Regions from separate parts of the Homo sapiens genome. Here region 1 is linked to region 2. Evidence: chromatin loops called from intact Hi-C (ENCODE). Cell type or tissue: spleen. All regions are shown on one strand. Links, peaks and the distances in the headings refer to the core of each region. The heading gives the core; the rest is flanking DNA.

Region 1 (10,073 bases), core at 855-8,854, 84 kb before region 2:
GATTGTGTTCCTCGAGTTGCTGTCCATGGTCTCTCGTTACTGTTTTCTCTGTGTTTCTGCCTCTCTCCTTGGCCTTGGTAGGTCCATCCCCTTTGTGACCTTGGCTGTTGCTCTCATGGACAACTTTCTCTTGCTGGTCCTTGTAGTCCTGGCATCCAGCTTCTCGACACGGGACTTGTCCTGCCAGTACCTCAGACTTGCACTTAAAATTGAACTAGCACCACTGTCACTCTCCAGGGCCTCTTCTTGTTAATTAGATCATTAGGGATGTTCAGAATCCCAGCATCATAGTATGTTCCTCCTCCCGCTACCCCAGGAACCCTAACCTTACCTCCTCCTCTCTATCTACTAGGAGGTGGCCCTCAGAGTCCGTCTCATCTTCCACCTGAACTTCCCTAATAGGCTCCAGCAGCTGCCACCCCGGGGGCTGAGTACTTCCTCCATGCCTTGTGCAGTGCTGAGCCCTTTACCTGGGTTCTCCTGTTTGCTCCTTATTACAGCCCTGCGAACAGATACTGCTCTTAATTCCATCTTACACCTAAGGAAGCTGAGGCCCCAGGTAAGGTGCATCCAAGGTCACCCAGGTAGTAGACAGTAGAGCCACGATCTGAACCAGGCAGTCTGATTCAGAGCCTGTGTTGACACTCAGCCACCTAGAACACAGCTTGGATTGTGGGTTTCTATTACCTGTTCAAAACCCCTACATCCCGGGTCTGTCCCTGCACGTGCTCTGTGGCCTGGCTGCATCTTCCTTGAAGGCAGTGCATGCCTCTTCACTCAGGGGGCCCATGCAGGAACAGAGGGCCCCACAGAAGGATGAGGCCAGTGCAGAATGGGCTGGAGGGGACAATGCTGACCAGGAAGCAAGTGTAGAGAAATCCCAGGAAACCTGGAGGAGCCAGAGACAAGGCATTAGAACTCCTCGTCGTGACCTGGTCTGCATTCTCTGAGTGTGCTGCTTCTGTTAGCTCGCTTCCTTGGTCTCAGGTTATAGTTTAAGGCATTGTGGAGCCCTAAAAAGCCTGTACTCTGTTTTTACCTGTTTTAGGACCCTTTCACTTTGGGGATGTGTTGATTTTTTTTTTTTTTTTTTTTTTTTTTTTGAGATAGAGTCTCGCTCCATTGCCCAGGCTAGAGTGCAGTGGCACGATCTTGGCCACTGCTGCCCCTGCCTCCTGGGTTCAAGCAATTCTTGTGCTCCCGCCTCCCAAATACCTGGGATTACAGGCACCCGCCACCACACTCGGCCAATTTTTGTATTTTTAGTGGAGACAGGGTTTTACCATGTTGGTCAGGCTGGTCTCGAACTCCTGACCTCAAGTGATCTGCCCACCTTGGCCTCCCAAAGTGCTGTGATTATAGGCGTGAGCCACCACACCCGGCCTGAAATTTAAATCAGAAATAAAATTTTGATCCCAACAGTGATGCCAGGCAGCCCAGATCTGGGGGAGAGGGTGGCCTTGGCCAGCTGGGCCTTTCTCTGTTTCCCAAGTCTTGCTGCCTCTCCCTGCTGGGCTTTGCAGCCTGTGCATGTCTCTGTGCCTTTGACCTTGTTTATCCAAAGGAGAGGATAGAATGAAGTCATGATTCCTGGAGCCCTGAGAAGGATGCTGTGGAGAAATTTGCCGGTAGAATCTAGCTGAGTGTGTTGCTGAGGTGCCAGCATTGTGTGTGGGGAGGCTGACCGCTTGGCCTGCCTAGGCCCAGGATGCTCCATGGCCGGGCACAGAGGCCACTTGGCTGTCAGGTGTCAGGAGCCTGCAGAGGGCACACAGAGCCTGGACCGCAGGGGGGTCCTGCTTTCTCACCTGGCCTCCTTCAGCATTTCTGTCCCTCAGTCCTTAGCAAGCCCAGGAGCTGTTGAGTTTGGCAGGTGCCGAGTGCTGTTCCTGCCTGTGTAGCTGTGGCTCAGTCCTGTGGGGGCCCCGCTGTGGCCCGAGTGCAGTGATTCGAGGCGCTGAGTGTTCCCTGACTCCTTCTCCAGGAGCTGTGTTCAGACTTTCGCAGCTCTTGGCTTGGAGCTCCTGGAGGGCTTGGCATTGCCGACCAATGTGGAGGTCGACAGTGAGAGAGGAGGAATGCTAGCTTTCTTGACCAGTCCATTAAATAAGTGGGATATTGGCCAGGCACGGCGGCTCACGCCTTAATCCCAGCACTTTGGGAGGCTGAGGCGGGTGGATCACGAGCTCAGGAGTTCAAGACCAGCCTGGCCAACATGGTGAAACCCCCTCTATACTAAAAATACAAATATTAGCTGGGCGTGGTGGCAGGCGCCTGTAATCCTAGCTACTTGGGAGGCTGAGGCAGGAGAACAGCTTGAAACCGGAAGGTGGAGTTTGCAGTGAGCCAAGATTGCGCCACTGCACTCCAACCTGGGCAACAAGAGCAAAACTCTATCTCAAAAAAAAAAAAAAAAGTAGGATATCTGTTTCTGCTTAGAAAAATCAGAATTTTCTAAATGCCAGGTGTTCTGAATACGTAAGTATGGGAGACGACTCAGCCTGTTTCATTTTTATGTAAAATCTTCGCGTAGCCATGTGGCACTGGACCGAGATGAAAGCAAAGACATTTCTCCTTAACTTTGTTTCTAGGAATGTTCCGGAGAATCACAGCAGCTGCCACTAGGCTGTTCCGCAGTGATGGCTGTGGCGGCAGTTTCTACACCCTGGACAGCTTGAACTTGCGGGCTCGTTCCATGATCACCACCCACCCGGCCCTGGTGCTGCTCTGGTGTCAGATACTGCTGCTTGTCAACCACACCGACTACCGCTGGTGGGCAGAAGTGCAGCAGACCCCGAAGTAGGTTCATAATGCCCCACAGCCCAGGGCGCCAGCCCAGCACCCTGTCCTGAGACTCCCAGTAACCTGAGCTTTGGCCACCGTTAAAGCATTTTCATTTTCCATTTTTTGTGAGGGCTTGTGAAATTTCTGCTGCATATTAATATTCCTTTCATGGACAGCATATTATTGGGACAAACATGCGGTCCAGCTAAAGGCATTCAAAATAGCAGTTGCTTTCTAAATGCGATTTTCTTTGGCAGGTTCTTTGACACCATTGCATCTTGTGGGATATGCTTGTCATGCTCTGTGGCTCCTACTAAGTTCTAGTCCTTAAATTGGTTCCATAGCCAGACATGTTGCAATGTCTTAACCTCATTATAAAGTAAATGTGGTTCTGGTTATCCTTAGATAATGAAGTAACAGTGTAGCAAATTTCAAAACCTCTTGGAAATGTTATTTTACCATTCAAAAAGGCTTACTAAGGTTCTCGTTATGGGTGGCCCTCTTTTTGCAAAAGGTTTTCAGGCTTAAGCTCCATTTCTAGGTGCTCCAACACTCCATTATTTGTATATGTATGGAAATAAAAGCTGTGACCACCCCCAACCCTGGCCCCCGCCCAGCTGAATCCTCAGCACAGTATTTCTGGAAGGCTCAAGATCCCACGCTGGGGAAAAGAAGTTCTGGAGACAAAAGAGGGCAGGTGCTGCCGTGCCTCTCTGCTCAGTATGGATACTGGACCTTGTGCTGCCAGGGCTCCCAGTAGGGCCAGTTCATGGCACTCAGCTGGAAAGTCCACTGTTGGGAGGCATTCTTAACCATCCACTCTGTGCCGTATGTAGTGGGGTCTGGTCATTCTGTTGGAGGAGACAGACCAGTGACGACATTTGAAATGCTTGGTGGATGTCTTAGGCCTGTTACGATGACTGAGCACTGTGGGGGCAGGAGACAGAAAGTCAGTGTCTCCTAGTTCTGTGCTGCTTTAACGTGCATAGAAATCAGCTGCGGATTCAGCAGATCACTCCTTTTCTGACAGATGGGCCTGCTTACTCTGATGTTATATCAGAAAGCTCTGAATCTGGGAATTGTGTCCCCTGAATTGGAGTAACAGAAATGCTTAGATGATGAGTGTTTAAAAGAAATAAACCAAAGGTAAATTTAGTTTGGAATTCAGCAAGCGTCTTCATTCAGCCCTCTGAGGGCAAACTACAGCTTTTTGTAAATGTAGGTAAATTCTGTGACTGTTTCGTGACCCCCTCTGATCCAGTTTTCCTTTATAACCTTCTGTATTGTTCCTTCTATTATCCTGAAATAACATTAATAGATTAGGCTGGGCGTGGTGGCTCATGCCTATAATCCCAGCACCTTGGGAAGCCAAGGCGGGCAGATCACCTGAGGCCAGGACTTCGAGACCAGCCTGGCCAACATGATGAAATGCTGTCTCTACTGAAAATAACAAAAATTAGCCGAGCATGGTGACAGGTGCCTGTAGTCCCTGCTACTCAGAAGGCTGAGGCGGGAGAATCGCTTGAACCTAGGAGGAAAAGGTTGCAGTGAGCTGAGATCGCGCCACTGCACTCTAGCCTGGGTGACAGAGTGAGACTCCATCTCAAAAAAAAAAAAAAAAAAAAAAAATTAATGGATCAATGGATTTTTAACCTAATAATTAAATTTCAAAAAATATCGTTCTTTAATGGTAATGTAAAGGTAAAATTAAGATAATATGTAACAAGCATGTGAGTGTCTAAGGTGTCCCCGTGGTGGAAGGAAAAAATAAATCCCCATAAGTGTCCAAGATGCCCATAGAGAGCAGAGCTGTTCTGGTTTAAACCCCTGCTCTTAGCACTGTGTTTTTCCAGCTGTGGGTGGTGGGGGATGAGTATCTTTTTATTTCCATGAGATGAGAAAAATGAATTACTAGAAGTGTGAAATACAAAACACAGCTGCTCTTTTTTTAGCCATAGACTCAGCAGCCATAAAATTGCTGTATCCAGTTGCAGAAATTCCTGCTGCTTACTCTTGACCCTCTCTCGGTTTGTGTGCATCTCCTCTCAGGCTGGCTCCCAGATGGGAGCTGGCTCCAGGCGACACTGGGTGCTCTGCTCCAGGAGGTCCTTATGTGGGTCCTGCCCTAGCCTAGCCCCTCTCTTATGGACTCTGTCACTGTGGGTTTATGATTCACTCTCAATCTGTCTTACCTCTTGGTGAACTGTTAGAGTCCTGCCTATACTTTGGCGCTTGTGGGTGTGTTGTGGTACACATGATGTGTTGGTCACTTCCCAGCTCATCTTGTTCTGAGTCACCCTAGATTTGGGACATTCATTCGCCACCAGTACCGGGCGGTGTATGGCCTGAGATTTGGGGGGGCTTGTGCTGCTACAAATTGGGGCTGAATTTGAGTTGACAGTGGACCTTCTTTATGTCTACTGCTCATATTTGAATTGCAAATACTGCCTCTTCTCTTTCAGAGGCTCATTACCCTATAGCTGTATTATTGCAAAGTGCACAATTACAGCTTGAGTGTAAGTCACACTGCGCTGGCAGGACGGCCCACTGAGAAAGGGCACGTTTCCTGTTCGTTAGTTTTCACATTGACACATAATTTACAATACAGTAAAATGTACTTTTCTATCAACTGTAGTCAGTAACAGCCCCCCTCCCCCAACCACATCAAGATATAGAGGAGTGCTGTCACTTCAAACAGTTCCCTCTTCCTCTGCCACATCCTGCCCCTCCCCAGGTCTAACCACCAATCCGTGCTCTGTCCCTCTGTTCAGCCCATTGCAGAAGGCCATAGAAATAGAATCTATAGGCTAGGTGTGGTGGCTCATGCCTGTAATCCCAGTATTTTGAGAGGCTGAAGTGGGAGGATGACTTGAGGCTGGGAGTTCAAGACTAGCCTGGGCTGCCTAGCAAGACCCCATCTCCAGAAAAAAAAAATTTAAAAATTACAATCACGTCCCTGTAGTTCAGCTGCTTGGGAGGCTGAGGCAGGAGGATCACTTGAGCTCAGGAGTTAGAGGTTACAGTGAGCTATGATCGTGCCACTGTGCTCCAGCCTAGGTGACACAGCAAGACGTTGTCTCTGGGGAAAAAAGAAAGAAACGGAACCACGCGGTGTGCAGCCTTCTGAGTCTGGCCCCTTTCGGTGAGCAGTGTCTAAAGTTCTGTCGCGTGTTGCCCACGCGTCGGTGGCTCGCTCCTTGCAACTGCTGAGCATTGTATGGCTAGGCTGTAGTTTGTTTTCACTTCACCAGTTGGGAAACAGAGAAAAGGCACTTTTTAAAAAGTTTAAATCTGTAGAATTTTGGTTTTTACCAGTTCTCTTCTAAATCCTGAGGGATTACAGGAAAAGTTGTTGTATTTCAGAATATTCTTAGCTTGATGTGACCTCTGTCCCCGTTAAGGCCCTTTGCCGCAATGGGAAGGACGTCGCTCGGTCAGACCCTGAAGGTCAGAGGGGCAGTTTGGGAGTGTGTCAACATTTTAACTGTATGGACTAGAGCCAAGAGTCTCAAGGTTTATAATTCCCACGTATTCAAAAAGAAAAAAACAATAAAGTGAGAAGTCAGTGTAGAGTGAAATAACCTGTGTTAGTGGGGAAGAAGTGTTTTTAAACAGGATTTCCATAACGTATAACATCAACATGTTTAGAGTGGTGATGTTTCATTGGGAAACGAACAGTAAAACATGAAAGCAGGGAGGTTTTCATTCTGGCAGTTGGCAACTTTCACGGCAGATGGAGAATTTCAAAAGCAATTGCTCAATTATCAAACATAGCCAGTGTGAGTTCTGAAATAAAGGTGCTGATTGAATGTGCAGCTTTATGGTGGATTTTGCTATTCAGGCAAGCATTTTAATTTTCTGCCTGTTAAATTCTGTTTTCTTTAGTTTTTCATATGTGGTTTATTGTAGCTTAGGAATAGATAACTGAGAGTATATATTACACATACAACATTCTGATATGGCAATATTTAAAACAACTTGTCTGTTTTAGAACTAGAATTAAACATAATCATCTTCAGTATTTTGCAAATAAGCTCACTGCCATCCAGAAACATTGTCAATGCATCTGTTGCTCCTTCTAGAAGACACAGTCTGTCCAGCACAAAGTTACTTAGTCCCCAGATGTCTGGAGAAGAGGAGGATTCTGACTTGGCAGCCAAACTTGGAATGTGCAATAGAGAAATAGTACGAAGAGGGGCTCTCATTCTCTTCTGTGATTATGTCGTAAGTTTGAAATGCCTGTAAACGGGGTTGAGGGAGGTGGGGACCAGGAGAACATCCTGTGTAGATGACACTTGCATGGACCCTCTGGAACCCAGACCGCCCGGTGTCCTGCCAAGCTCCATCGAAACTAAATCTAGAATGAATGTTTACTTCTGCTGTGACATATAATTGGAGACCAGGCCTGGCCTTCCAGTCACTGGATTCTAAGTTGGACTGTGAGAGTTTTTGCAGCTGACTCATTTATCAAATGCCCGGCTATTGGCTCACGCCTACATGATGCTGGGTATGTTTGTTAATTTGAGGGAAGCAATGGAATAATAATAACTAATGATTTAAAAAACAAAGTAAGTGCATTGACTGTAGTGGGGTTCTGATTTTAAATTTTTTTAAAAATTAATACCAGGAGCAGTGGCTTATGCCTAAATTCCAGCAACTCGAGAGGCTGAGGTAGGAAGATCACTTGAGCCCAGGAGTTTGAGACAAGCCTGGGCTATGGTGTGAGACACCCATCTCTAAAAAAATAAAAAATAAAAAATTATCCAAGTGTGGTGGCTCGTGCCTGTAATCACAGCTCTTTGAGAAGCTGAGGGCGGAGGATGGCTTGAGCCTGGGAGTTCGAGACCAGCCTGGCAACACAGAGAAACCCTGCCTCTACCAAAAAAAGAAAGAGAGGAAGAAAGAAAAATTAGCCTGGCGTGGTGGTGCATGCCTGTGGTCCCAGCCACCTGAGAGACTGAGAAGGGAGGATTGCTTGAGCCCAGAAGTTTGAGGCTGCAGTGAGCTGTGACTGTGTCACTGCACTCCGGCCTGGGTGACAAGGCGAGACCCCTGCTCTAAAATAATTTTTTTAAGTTAATTTGTAGAAAAGGTGTTAGATGTTCTTTGTCACATTTTATGATGGATTCCTGTTTAAATGCCGTTCTCTTTAAAGAAAAAAAAATAACTTGTGGGAGTTTTTAACCATAAAACTAGCATCACATATTTACCATGGAGAATTTACAAAAAAACAAATAAACGGAGGAAAATAAAACCTCCTGTAATCATACTACTCAGAGATAACTTGCTGTTAGATTTTGGTCTAGATTTAATACTTTTTCTATATTTATATTAAAAATATTTAAAACATATGCATTTCTTTGTCACAAACATGGTATCTTATAGATACTACTGTCACATAGCAAAACAGTGTTAAATATTCTGAATCAGAAAAGGAAGCCGACTCTCCAACTGAAAGAGGTGTTATCCTAGAGACTTTTTCTGGTGATGACAATTTATTAATAGTCACTTTTTGCTTTACTTTCTCTATTGAAGTAGTTTTTCTATTTTGTTCTACTTTTAAGGATAATATAATTTATAATGCTGTTTTTCACAGAAATATAAGAAAAAAGATACTAATTTTATAAGTTAATAAAGTTTGATCATCCCAAATCCAAAAATCTGAAATCCAAAATGCTCCAAATTCTGAAGCTTTTTGAGTGCTGACATTATGTTCAAAGGAAATGTTCATTGGAAGGTTTCAGATTTTCGGATTTAGGGAGCTCAACAAATAAGTATAATGCACATATTTCAAAACCTGAAAAAAATCCTAAATTCAGAATACTTCTGATCCCAAACATTTCAGATAAGGGTTATTCAACCTGTACTGTCAGATGATCCCAAATGAAAAATATTAATCGTTAACCAAATATCAAGGAATTGATCACATTTTACAGTTTCTGCCTAGGATTATGAATCAAGATGAAAAGGCTCTGCATGTTTAAAAATATATATTTTTATTTTCTTATAAATCTTAAATATCTACACTTAAGATTTATTTGATATGTGGGATCCATTCATATTTTGGATTCAACAGTTCTGTCAAAACTGTGGCAGTGATAGGGGATTCTTTTTTTCCCACTGAACTATCACAAAATTGGAAAAAGAGTAATTGGAGAACCCCACTGGCTTAGCCGGCCCGAAGCCCGGGAGAGGGCAGGCAGTGCTGTGGATGGGGTCATCCCAGCGCAACGCTGCCCCTGCTACCTGCGGATCTCGCTGAGGCCTGCCTTTGTCCTTTGACCCTTGGCCATTTGTTAGTGTCTCTGAGAGCTGGACTGCTGTACCCTACTTCCCCAGGGGGCCTAACTTCACACAGCCTCTGCCGCAGTGCGTGGTTGGAGGTGACGGCCTTGGTAAATCGAGTTTCCTACCTCCTCAATTATTTGTGCTCATACACTGTATATTTTTAGTGAGGTTTATATTTGGGATGTGTTTTCTCCTTCTTACCCTTTCTGGCCTTTCTATGGCATTAATACCTGGTCTCTTCTTGTGTACTTGAAAATGAATCTCTCATCATATTTTTCCTTAGTGTCAGAACCTCCATGACTCCGAGCACTTAACGTGGCTCATTGTAAATCACATTCAAGATCTGATCAGCCTTTCCCACGAGCCTCCAGTACAGGACTTCATCAGTGCCGTTCATCGGAACTCTGCTGCCAGCGGCCTGTTCATCCAGGCAATTCAGTCTCGTTGTGAAAACCTTTCAACTGTACGTCTTCATCCTGCCGACTATTGCCAGTTGCAGTTTTCCCTGCCTTAAAAATGGAGTATTGAAATTTTTAACTTTAATTTCTGATTTGCAAAATAGTCATCTTTTGTTCTTTTCCTTCTTGCTGTTAGCCAACCATGCTGAAGAAAACTCTTCAGTGCTTGGAGGGGATCCATCTCAGCCAGTCGGGAGCTGTGCTCACGCTGTATGTGGACAGGCTTCTGTGCACCCCTTTCCGTGTGCTGGCTCGCATGGTCGACATCCTTGCTTGTCGCCGGGTAGAAATGCTTCTGGCTGCAAATTTACAGGTATTGGGAAGAGAAACCCTGATATTGATTTATATTGAAAATTTAGCAGGCCAAGCAAAACAGGTGGCTGGCTTTTTCCTCCGTAAGTATGGTCTTGACATGGTCACCGATAGAAACATGGAAACATCTGCAAACTTGCCGTTACTCGTGTGTCCGATCTGACTGTTTCTTGTATTTTTTTCTAGTCTGCCCTTACTAGGATGAACTGTACACATCAGTTCATCCTTTTT
Region 2 (10,073 bases), core at 1,124-9,123:
CAGTGTACTCCCTGCCCCTCAGGAAGAAACTGCATGGAAGTCTACCCTGTAACATTCGATCTACAGGGGCGGAGATGGAAGAGCCTACGAATTTTTTTTCCCCAAGGGCACGTCTTAATCTTTACATGGCTTGGGGTGGCAGAAGACTGCAGCCTTACAGGCTTGAGGAGTCAGAAGATAAGAGTCCAGGTCTAACAGGAACAACAGAGTGAACTGAACAGAGCTTTTAGCTGCTGCCCATCGTGGGGGAGACAGAGTTTGGGATTTGAGTCCAGTGAAAATACGTTTCTCTTAGAAGAAAATCAACACTTCTCAGATAAAGATAATAGAATCCAGAAGTTCTACAGCAGATCATTAATGATATCCAGCATACAGTAAAAAGTGTGAAGAAACAGGTATGTAACCTGTTCTCTAGAGAGAATGCAGACAATGGAAACTGACCCAAATGACCTACATATTGCAATCAGCATGCCAGAATCTTTTTTTTTTTCTTTTGAGACAGAATCTCACTCTGTTGCCCAGGCTGGAGTGCAATGGTGCAGTCTCGGCTCCCTGCAACCTCTGCCTCTCGGGTTCAAGCAATTCTCCTGCCTCAGCCTCCCAAGTAGCTGGGATTACAGGCACCTGCCTTCATGCTCAGGTAATTTTTGTATTTTTGTAGGGACAGGGTTTCACCATGTTGGTCAGGCTGATCTTGAACTCCTGAGCTCAGGTAATTCACCCACCTCAGCCTCCCAAAGTGCTGGGATTACAGGCATGAGCCACTGCACCTGGCGCAGCATGCCAGAATCTTACATCAGCTGTTCTAAGTATGTTCAAGGACTTAAAGAAAAACATTCTTATAAGGAATGAACAGACGGGAGAATTTAAGAAGAAAAACATATGCTATAAAAAGAATCAAATGAAAATTTAAGAAATGAAAAATACAGTAACTGAAATGAAAATTTCACTGCATAGGCTTAGAAGTGGATTGGATATGGCTGAAAAGAAAATCAGTGAATTTGAAGATACAGCAATAGAAATGGCCCAGTCTGAAGCATCTGGATAAAAATGATTGCAGCAGCATGAACAGAGCCTGGGCACGTGTGGGCACCATCATGTGGCAGACTGCATGTGGAACTGGGACTGCAGAAGGAGTTGAGAGAAATGAGGTAGAAAAAATGGTTGAAGAAATAAAGGTGACAGATTTCCAAAATGTGGTGAAAAACATAAACTAAACATCCAAGAAATCCAACAAACCCCACACAGGATTATTAGAAAATCGCACCCAGAAACATCATAGCCAAAATGCCGAAATCCAAACAGAAAGAGAAAAATCTTGAAAATAGCCAGAAACAATGACCTTACATGAAAAGAACAATGATGCATATTTTGGCTGACTTTTCATCAGAAATAATAGTGGTCAGAGGACAATAAAATGACAACTTTGCTTTTTTTGTTTTTTGTTTTATTATTATTTTTTTGAGACGGAGTCTTGCTCTGTCACCCAGGCTGGAGTGCAGCAGTGTGATCTCAGCTCACTGCAAGCTCCGCCTCCTGGGTTCACGCCATTCTCCTGCCTCAGCCTCCCAAGTAGCTGGGACTACAGGTGCCCGCCACCACGCCTGGCTAATTTTTTGAAATTTTAGTAGAGACAGCGTTTCACCATGTTACCCAGGATGGTCTTGATCTCCTGACCTCATTATCCATGTGCCTCGGCCTCCCAAAGTGCTGGGATTACAGGTGTGAGCCACCACGCCCAGCCTGCTTTTTTAAAAAACAATTTGGCAACATGCGTATGTATCTGGAAAAATATACTTCGTTTCATCTGTTTTTGAACCTTCTATAAATAGAATCATTTTGGCGTGTTCTGCTTTTTTCACTCAGCATTCTTCTGTGATTCATCCGTGGTGATGTCTACAGCAGCCTGCCATTTGCTGTCCCAGCTGTGTAGTCTCCAGTGCATTTTAGTGTCACACTGAGCCCATTCCCTTACTCACAGGTGTGTGAGTAGGTTCACTTCGTAAATCCATGTATGTTGCCTATGAAATTCTGCATTGACCGTCTGGGTCTCTTTCACCTGTGCTGGGCCCCCCTCCCTTCTTCAGAGCTGCTCTGCATTCTGCTTTGTGCCCGAAGGCCGACCTCTGCGAACTGCAGCCACCAGGCTCCCTTTCCTTCTGGCTTCTGGTTGGCTTTGGCCAGTGGGATACACCAGCAGAGATGGGAGCAGGAGGGCTGTGCTCTCTCTGGAGTCTGATAGCCCTTCGTTCCCTGAGCCTCGGCGGCCCATAGTGCTCTACTGTTGCCCGACCTGGGCTACCTCACTGCCCCCAGCATTTCCCTTAACCTTTCCACAGGTTTGTAAACAAGCCCCTCATTCAACAAACCTTAATCACTCCTTTTGAGTGTGCTATCTGTTTCTTGATTGATAGAGGAATTAATACCAGGAAAGGCCCCAGGAAACAGATTCTCAAAATGGGATTCGAAGGCTGGAATGCTCACATATTTGATGGCTACACAATAACTTCCTTAAGGGGGAAGCTGGGGCCTTAAGAATTCACTGCACACACAGGCATCACGATCACTCAGATGACTACCAGGGCAGGCATGGGTGAGGCCATGGTGTTGGGAGATGCCTGTGGAACTTAGACGCTATGACGACAATGGAGATGTGAATATTGGGTCAAGATAGAACATCCATTGAGATGAAGACAAATTGGAGGGCTTGAATCCCAGCAGAAGGCACAGGTGGAAAATCAGAAGACCTCTGTGATAGCGCAGAAGGGTTTCCTCATCTCCTGGAGCCATAGGACAGACAGGGCAAGAGTCAGGTGCAGGGCCTTGTGGAAGGGGCGGCACAGGTGAACCCTCTTGGTAGGTTCAGGGCACAGGTGGGGAAGGAGTGGGCTCCTAAGGCGTGGGGTGGGGACTTCTCGACAGAAAGATGAAATTAAACTTTGAAGCCACTGCAGGAGGCAGCCCAGACTCCAGCCTGAGAGGACGAGCCTTCCCTTGTTTTCAAAGACTTCACCTCCCACCCCCTGCCCGTTGGGATTTGCTGCATCCCAGCGTAATCTGGACAGAGAGGCGAAAGGTTGCTCTGGGCCAAGGTCAACAATCTGTAGGAGCAGGCGTTTGGGGACACAGGTGGAATGGGGTTCCAGGAGTGCCAGGCTAAGCAGGAAGCCGTACGGGACTGCACTGGCTGATGGCATCCACCTGGGTTTGGGAATTGGGTTGTTGGCTTGAGCCCCAGGGGCGGCATGAGCAATCTGCTGGGCTGGCTGAAGCCCAGCTCACCCTGGCCAATGGGAAGCGCCAGCAGGATGCCCTGGAGGGGAGGGCTGAAGGGCGGGTGTGGGGGTGAATCTGTGTGTGCTGGCTGCTCAGCTGCTCCCTAAACTACCCCACCGCCCCGCTGGGCGACATTAAGAAACATCCGGCGGGGCGCATGGCTCATGCCTGTAATCCCAGCGCTTTGGGAGGCTGAGGCTAGGAGTTCAAGATCAGCCTGGCCAACATGGTGAAACCCCTCTCTACTGAAAATCACAAAAATTAGCCGAGCATGGTGGCAGGTGCCTGTAGTCCCAGCTATTTGGGAGGCTGAGGCAGGAGAATCACTTGAACCTGGGAGGCAGAGGTTGCGGTGAGCCGAGATTACGCCACTACACTGCAGGCTGGGCAACAGAGCGAAACTCCATCTAAAAAAAAAAAAAAAAAGCATTCAGTGAGGGCCGGCACGGTGGTGCATGCCTGTAATCTCAACACTCAGGAGGCTGAGGTAGGAGGATGGCTTGAGTCTGGGAAGTTGAGGCTGCAGTGAGCTGTGATCCCACTGCTACACTCTAGCCTGGGCAACAGGGCAAGACCCTATCTCAAAAAAAAAAAAAAAAAAAAAAAAGGACTATCCAGTGGGAGGCAGAGGTAGCAGCCAGGCCACGGTGCTCAGTGTTTGGTCGAATGCCAGTCTAGATGTCACCGTGAAGGTATTTTTTAGATAAGGTTAACATTTAAGTCAGGGAACTGCACGTGAGGCCAATGACCTTCCACGGTGTGGGTGGGCCTCATCTGAGCAGTTGAAGGGCTTGAGAGGAAAAAGGCTCCCAAGGAGGAGGGAAGGCTGCCAGCACGGTGCTCTGGACTTGAGGGGCGGCGGCAGCTCCTCCCCAGGTCTCCAGCCAGCCAGCGCCTCCCTGTAGAATGCAGACCTGCCGGCCCCCACCAGCCCATGCATCAATTTCTTAAAATCAGTCTCTCCCCTTCCTCTCTTTCTGCATCTCTGTCTATCTGCACACCCTACTGGATTCTGTTTCTCTGGACAGCACTGATACGGAGAGCCCCATAGCATTCTTGGGGCATTTGCAGAAAAGTGGCCCCCACTGAGGACTTGACAGGTGGCCCAGCTGGTGGGTCTTGTCTGGATGGTGGGACAGCAGAGGCAGGGAATCCGGACCTGCGGGCTGGCTGCAGTAAGGGGAGACCGAGGCGGCCGCTCAGGCAGCGTGCGGAAACCATTCCTTCAGCTCCCGCTCTCTATTCATAGCAAGTGCTACGGCTCCAGCAGAGGCCTGTTTTGGGGGTCATGACTGAAGTGACCAGAGCAATGTGAGGGACAAAGGGTGTGCCAGGGTGGCGTGGCTGGGCCTCTGGGAGCACGGGGGCCTGGAAGGAAGGGGGACTGGTGCCCAGCGCTCTGCTACACCTCCCTTTGTCCTGTAAGTCCTGTGTCCGTGGCCTCCTCAGCCCTGGAAGCTCCCAGGGCCCAAGGACGCAGGCCACGTGGTGGCCTCCAGGACCCGAGCCGCGCGCTTAACCTCTCGGGCTGGGTCCGGCGGGCTGCCCCGCCCCGGAACAAGCCCCAGCCCCACTGTCACCGTTGGGGGTGAGCTCGAGGTGGTGCCTCCCGGCTCCTCCTCATCCCCTCTGCCCCCACCCCAGTCCCCTTCCAGAGCAGACTTCTGTCGACTGGCTGGTCAGAGCCACCAGGCTGTGTCCTGGCACAGGAGTTGTGCATGGGCGGGACTCTGGGTTCTCATGCCCTGGGGAGCGCCCGCGCCTGGGGCAGGGCTCCGTAGACTCCTTTGTCACCCCTCAGCTTCGCCGTGAGGAAAATGTCCTGCAAACACCAGCCCAGATGGAGGGAGCCACGGCTTCACCACTTCCTGCCGGTGTGCCGGGCTGCGCTCCAGGGACCGCTGGGGCCGTCACCAAAAGAACGGAGCCCAGGGAACGTGGAGAGGAGCCCAGATGCCTGAGGTGAGCAAGGCAGTGCCTCCGTCCAGCCTGGCATGTCCTTCTGGTTATTCGTGAGGCCACCACAGGGAGGGTCACCAACTGTCTGTTTTGCCTAGGACCGAGGAGGTTCCAGGGGTGCAGGACCTTTGATGCTTAGAGCCAGGAGAGGCCACTCGGCCACCCTAAGGGCAGGTCTTCTGCCCCAGGCCGCGTGTGGTTTCTTTCGACACACTGAGGAAGCCTTTCTCCTGAGATCACCAAATGCAGCCTGCCCGGTTTCTGTTCCCCATTACTGCGTATGCGGTGGGCAAACCTCCTCCGGCCCTGAAAGCTCCTGGCTGCCTGGGGATTTTCTGTGTGCTCCTACATAAAAAGCAGCTTCTGTCACTCAACTGGCAAATACAGTCTCAATTCAGAGTCAGTCCAAATCCATTACCCTAACCCTGAGATATTAATCCAAGCTCCATTCTTGGTTTAAAGCCAGCCCCTGTGGGCCCTGCTCCCCCGGCCTCCTGGGGTGGAAGCCTGTGCTGGGGGCTGCGGTGTGGGGTTTGCTCTCCTCCCTCCCGCAGGTGGATGCAGGGCGAGGGAGTGAGGAGGAATGAGGGTCAGGGGCAGGAAAGGCAGCCTGTGGCAGCCAGGCGGGGCCAGCGCTGCACACCGGGGAAAGGCTCAGCGGGAACGTGTTCCCAGCACTTTGTCTCCCCAGGCCTCAGTTTCTGCATCTGTAAACGGGCATGTGCAGGGTTGTGAGAGGGTCAGAGAGCCCCCGTCAGGCCCTTAGTGCGCTGCTAGGCACCGAATGGGAGCCCGGTCAGCAGTGCCTGCGGGAGCCGACGCTGCTCCGGCAGGATTGAGTGGAATTCCGCCCAGGCCGGGAGCTCCCTCGGGCTGGGGAGGCCTCGGGGACCTGGCTATGATGGTGATCTGGGACTTGATGGGTGAATGGGTTGGGGCCAGCATCAGCTTTGGGCATATATTAGGGAGTTACTGAGGAAGACAGAGAAAAAGGGGCACCTAGTTCTTTTATAATCCTCCGGGAAAAGGTGAGCTCTGAGCGCTACCTGCTCACTGAACAGCGGAAGAGCGAGCAGCGCCCAGGCCCCGACGCTGTGCAGAGCCCCGGGAGGGCGGCGTTTGCGTGATTGTTCAAGGTGGACTCGAAGAGCAACATTTAAAACATTTCCGATGTCATTTTCTTGTTTTGAGGCGATGCTTTCTGATTTATTTCACGTTTATTTTCTGTAAAGGAAAACACCCTCCTAAACATACATTTTCTCAAGGCACATCACATGGTCTGAAAAAAAAAACAAAAAAAGGACATCTTCTCCAAATTGGTATTCCTCCAGCTGGAGCAGCTCTGTTGCTGCCAAGCTTCGGTTCTTTGACAAGAAGAGACATTTCAAAGCCGGGTCCCACAGGAGGGGTTCACGCCACACACGTGGCCAAGCCCTTCCTGATTCCTGAACCTGCCCCTGCCCGCTGGCCTTTGGGACCTCCCCAGCCCCTGGCCCTGGCGGCCCGAGGAAGTTCTGTGTAGGAATAATATGGTCTACTTAATTAATGCATATTTTATTTGGTGACAACGTCCCTAATTGCCATGAGCTCTACTTAGTAACAATATGCTCTATTTAATTAACTTTGTGTATTCTGGTTAAAAACATTATGCTTCATTTAATTTATTTCATCTGCTCACTGATGGTGAATTCCACAACACGGGCACAGGAGGCTGCCCCACCTGGAAGGTAGTCCCGGGACAGAGCATTTCAGATGTGGCAGAGTGCAGGCAAGGGGCTGGCAGGCTCATTTGTCCCACGGGGCCTGGGTGGGGGCCCTCAGCTCCCACATCTCCCCCAAACTCACCGGGCCCCACACAAACCTGTCCCCTTAGCTCTGTTTGGGGGCACGCCAGCCCCTTCGCTCCATCCCTGCCCTGCTTCCCAGCGTCAGCGCCAGAGTCCCTCTGGGTCCTCCCCCTCCCATGGCCGAGCCGTCGAGAGACACCGTGGGCCCGTACCTGCTGGCCCTGAGCTCCCTGAGCCTGCGTGCTCGTTGCTCTGAGCGCACACAAGGATTCGATGGCAGATAAACTACTGCCGCATGGGGAGTGTGCGCAGACCCCCAAGAGTGATGGGCCCGGCGGGTGTGTGGGGTCTGGTGGGCGTGTGGGAGGGCTGGGGCTGGAGTGGGGACACTGGCTTCACAAAGGTTGTGACACAGAGCTGGGCCCTGACAGGAGGGGGGCAGCTGACAAGGGGGCCCCGTGGGTGTGGGCAGCATCCCCACTGGGCAGGAAGGGTGTGAGCCGCGCAGAGGCCTGCCGGACGCCTGGCCACCAGCACTCCCCTCTGGGCCTGGCTTCCTGGTGCAGCTCCTGAGGCACAGCTTCCCCCATGCTTTGGGGCCAGGAAAATACTCACTGGGGACATGCAGGCCCATGGGTGTCCCTTGAGGTGGACCTGGTCAAGCTCTGACGAACCCCAACTCTCTCGGGAGGACAGATGGGGTTTGGGTTCCTCTGTTGCCTGGGTCGGCTCAGACCCTGACACAAGCAAGCCCCCAAAGTCTGGAGGTTCCTCCTTTCCGGGACGTATGGACCCTGGCATGTTGCCACAGGCCCAAGGGAAGGCTAGGGAAACACCTGCTTAGAGGCTGACAGGGCATTCCAGGGCCTTCTGCAAAGGGATCCGGTCCCCGTGAAGGGACTCTGGGCCTTTGCACCGATTCCCACATGGAGACTGCATGAGGCATGTGGCTTGCTGGGGGCCTCAGGGGCCCCAGGTCCCAGCTCCCAGCTCTCCTTGTCTCTAATTATGGACGCCGTCAACCCTGAGTGAGCCGCCATCCCCCCACCCCTACGAGCCCCATTGGTGTAGCCCCTAGAGTGGGCTGACTCCAGCCTGGCTGCCCACTCTGCCTGCCATTCCCTGCCCAGGAAGTGCATCTACCTGCCTCTGCCATCAGGATCCTGTTGCCCTGCTGTGGGAGGGACCCAGTCCGAGGTCCCACCTCCCCCTATCAGCCTCCACCTGCTGAGGACACCCACAACCAGGTCCCCAAGTAAGGTGTGGGCCCCTCAGAGAACATTGTTTTACATGTTTTCTTATTGGGGTAAAACACACATGACGTACAACTTACCAACTTAACCATCACAATTTTTTTTTTTGGAGACAGGATCTCATTCTGTTGCCCAGGCTGCAGTGCAGTGGCGCGATCTTGGCTCATTGCAACCTCACTTCTCAGGCTCAAGTGATCCTCCTGCCTCAGTCTCCTGAGTAGCTGGGACCACAGGCACGCACCACCACGCCCAGCTAATTTTTTGTGTTTTTGGTAGAGACGGGGTTTCACTGTGTTGCCCAGGCTGGTCTCCAACTCCTGAGCTTAAGTGAGCCACCTACCTCAGCCTTCCAAAGAGCTGGGATTACAGGCATGAGCCACCGTGCCTGGCCTACAATTTTTATTTTTTACTTTTTTAATTAGTGCAAATCCCATAGTATATTTATATATTTTTAATTAACAAATGAAAAATTGTACAATCTGATGCTTTGATATATGTTTACACTACAGAGTGATTAAGCTAATTAATGTGTCCCATCATTCACATCCCATTTTTTGTGATGAGTACATTTAAAATCTACTCTTAGAGATTTTCAAGGGTACATTATTATTGACTAGTCATCATGCTGTACAATAGATCTTCTGAACTTAATTCATCCTGCATAGCTGAAACTTTGTGCCCTTTGACCAATGTCTCCCCAATTCCTACCCACCCACAGCCTCTGGTAACCTGCATCCTACTCTCTGTTTCTGTGACTTGGACATTTTCAGATTCCACATGTAAGTTAGACCGGGCAATATTTGTCTTTCTGTGCCTGGCTTATTTCACTGTTATAATGTCCCCCAGGTTTATCTGTGTTGTTGCAGATGGCACATTTCCTTCTTTTTAAGGCTCCAGAGTATTCAGTAATTCACGATGTTTTCTTTATCCACCTAATCCATCGACGAGCGCTTAGGTGGGTTCCACATCCCGGCTATTGTGAGTGGTGCCGTGCTGAGCCTGGGAGTGCAGACGTCTCTTTGACACACTGATTTCATTTCCTTTGGATACATACTCAGCAATGAGATTGCTGGATCACACGGTAGTTCTAGTTTTGATTTGTTGTGGAACCTCCATACTCTTTTCCATAATGGCTGTATCTTAACCATTGTTAAGGGTACAGCTCAGGGGTATCAAGCACCTTCACACTGTTGAGCAAACATCTCCACCCATCTCCAGAATGCTTCCATCTTCCCAAACTGAAACTGTCAATAACTTCTGTCCTCTTCTCCCCCGCCCCTGCCACCCACCCTTCTACTATCCGTCTCTATAAATGTACCTACTCTAAGAACCTCCTATAAGTGGAATCAGACAGTATCTGTCCTTTGTGACGAGCTTATTTCACTTAGCATAGTGTCCTCAAGGGTCATCCGTGTCGTAGCCTGTGTTGGAATGTGGGGGGACGCCCCCACACCCCGAGTCCCGTGGAAGAATTATCATCCATCCCACTTGTTCAACTCAGGAGTGCCTCCTTAAGCAACTGTAGCCTATGAGCTGTGGGTAGGGCCGCTGAGCCGCTGCCTGGCAGGCACGGAAGAGCAGGTGCACGCTTCTCCATGGCCCTCCCTGTGCCAACAGAGGCCGCCCTGCCAGTCTGGGCCCAAGAGTGAAGCCTACAGGAGGAGAACCACAGGGGCCAGGGACTGACCACCCAGAGACTTGGGCATGGTTCTGTGTCTAGCCCCTCCAGATGGACTGAATGAGTTTTGCTTAATTGGCAAGACCTACCTTTTCAAAACCTTCCAGCATGACACTTGAC

Evidence for each region. A loop is a pair of places that touch in the nucleus more often than their neighbours do. Peaks named below come from ENCODE experiments on the same cell type or tissue, not always from the same donor. Only the 100,000 strongest peaks of a DNase experiment are listed, where the experiment ranks them.
Region 1: it touches region 2 in a loop (2.2-fold over the local background); 12 of 110 quality-filtered maps call a loop at or near these places.

The regions. Positions count from the first base shown.
Region 1 is chr4:3,197,141-3,207,213 of GRCh38, forward strand. HTT (huntingtin) reads left to right here. Exons shown (of 67, transcript NM_001388492.1): 41 at 2,592-2,799; 42 at 6,867-7,008; 43 at 9,356-9,535; 44 at 9,667-9,843. Among named protein-coding and RNA genes, the nearest start is that of MSANTD1, 47 kb to the right of the region's middle. RefSeq lists a silencer at 5,917-6,016 and an enhancer at 8,942-9,236. In spleen, for the core only: no CTCF peak of the experiment used is centred there; DNase peaks (open chromatin) are centred at 1,851, 2,721 and 5,472; H3K4me3 peaks cover 1,378 bases; H3K27ac peaks cover 3,750 bases.
Region 2 is chr4:3,280,838-3,290,910 of GRCh38, forward strand. It overlaps a transcript of RGS12 not described here. Among named protein-coding and RNA genes, the nearest start is that of RGS12, 7.1 kb to the right of the region's middle. In spleen, for the core only: no CTCF peak of the experiment used is centred there; DNase peaks (open chromatin) are centred at 3,334, 4,724, 5,484, 7,584 and 4 weaker places; H3K4me3 peaks cover 1,154 bases; H3K27me3 peaks cover 5,544 bases.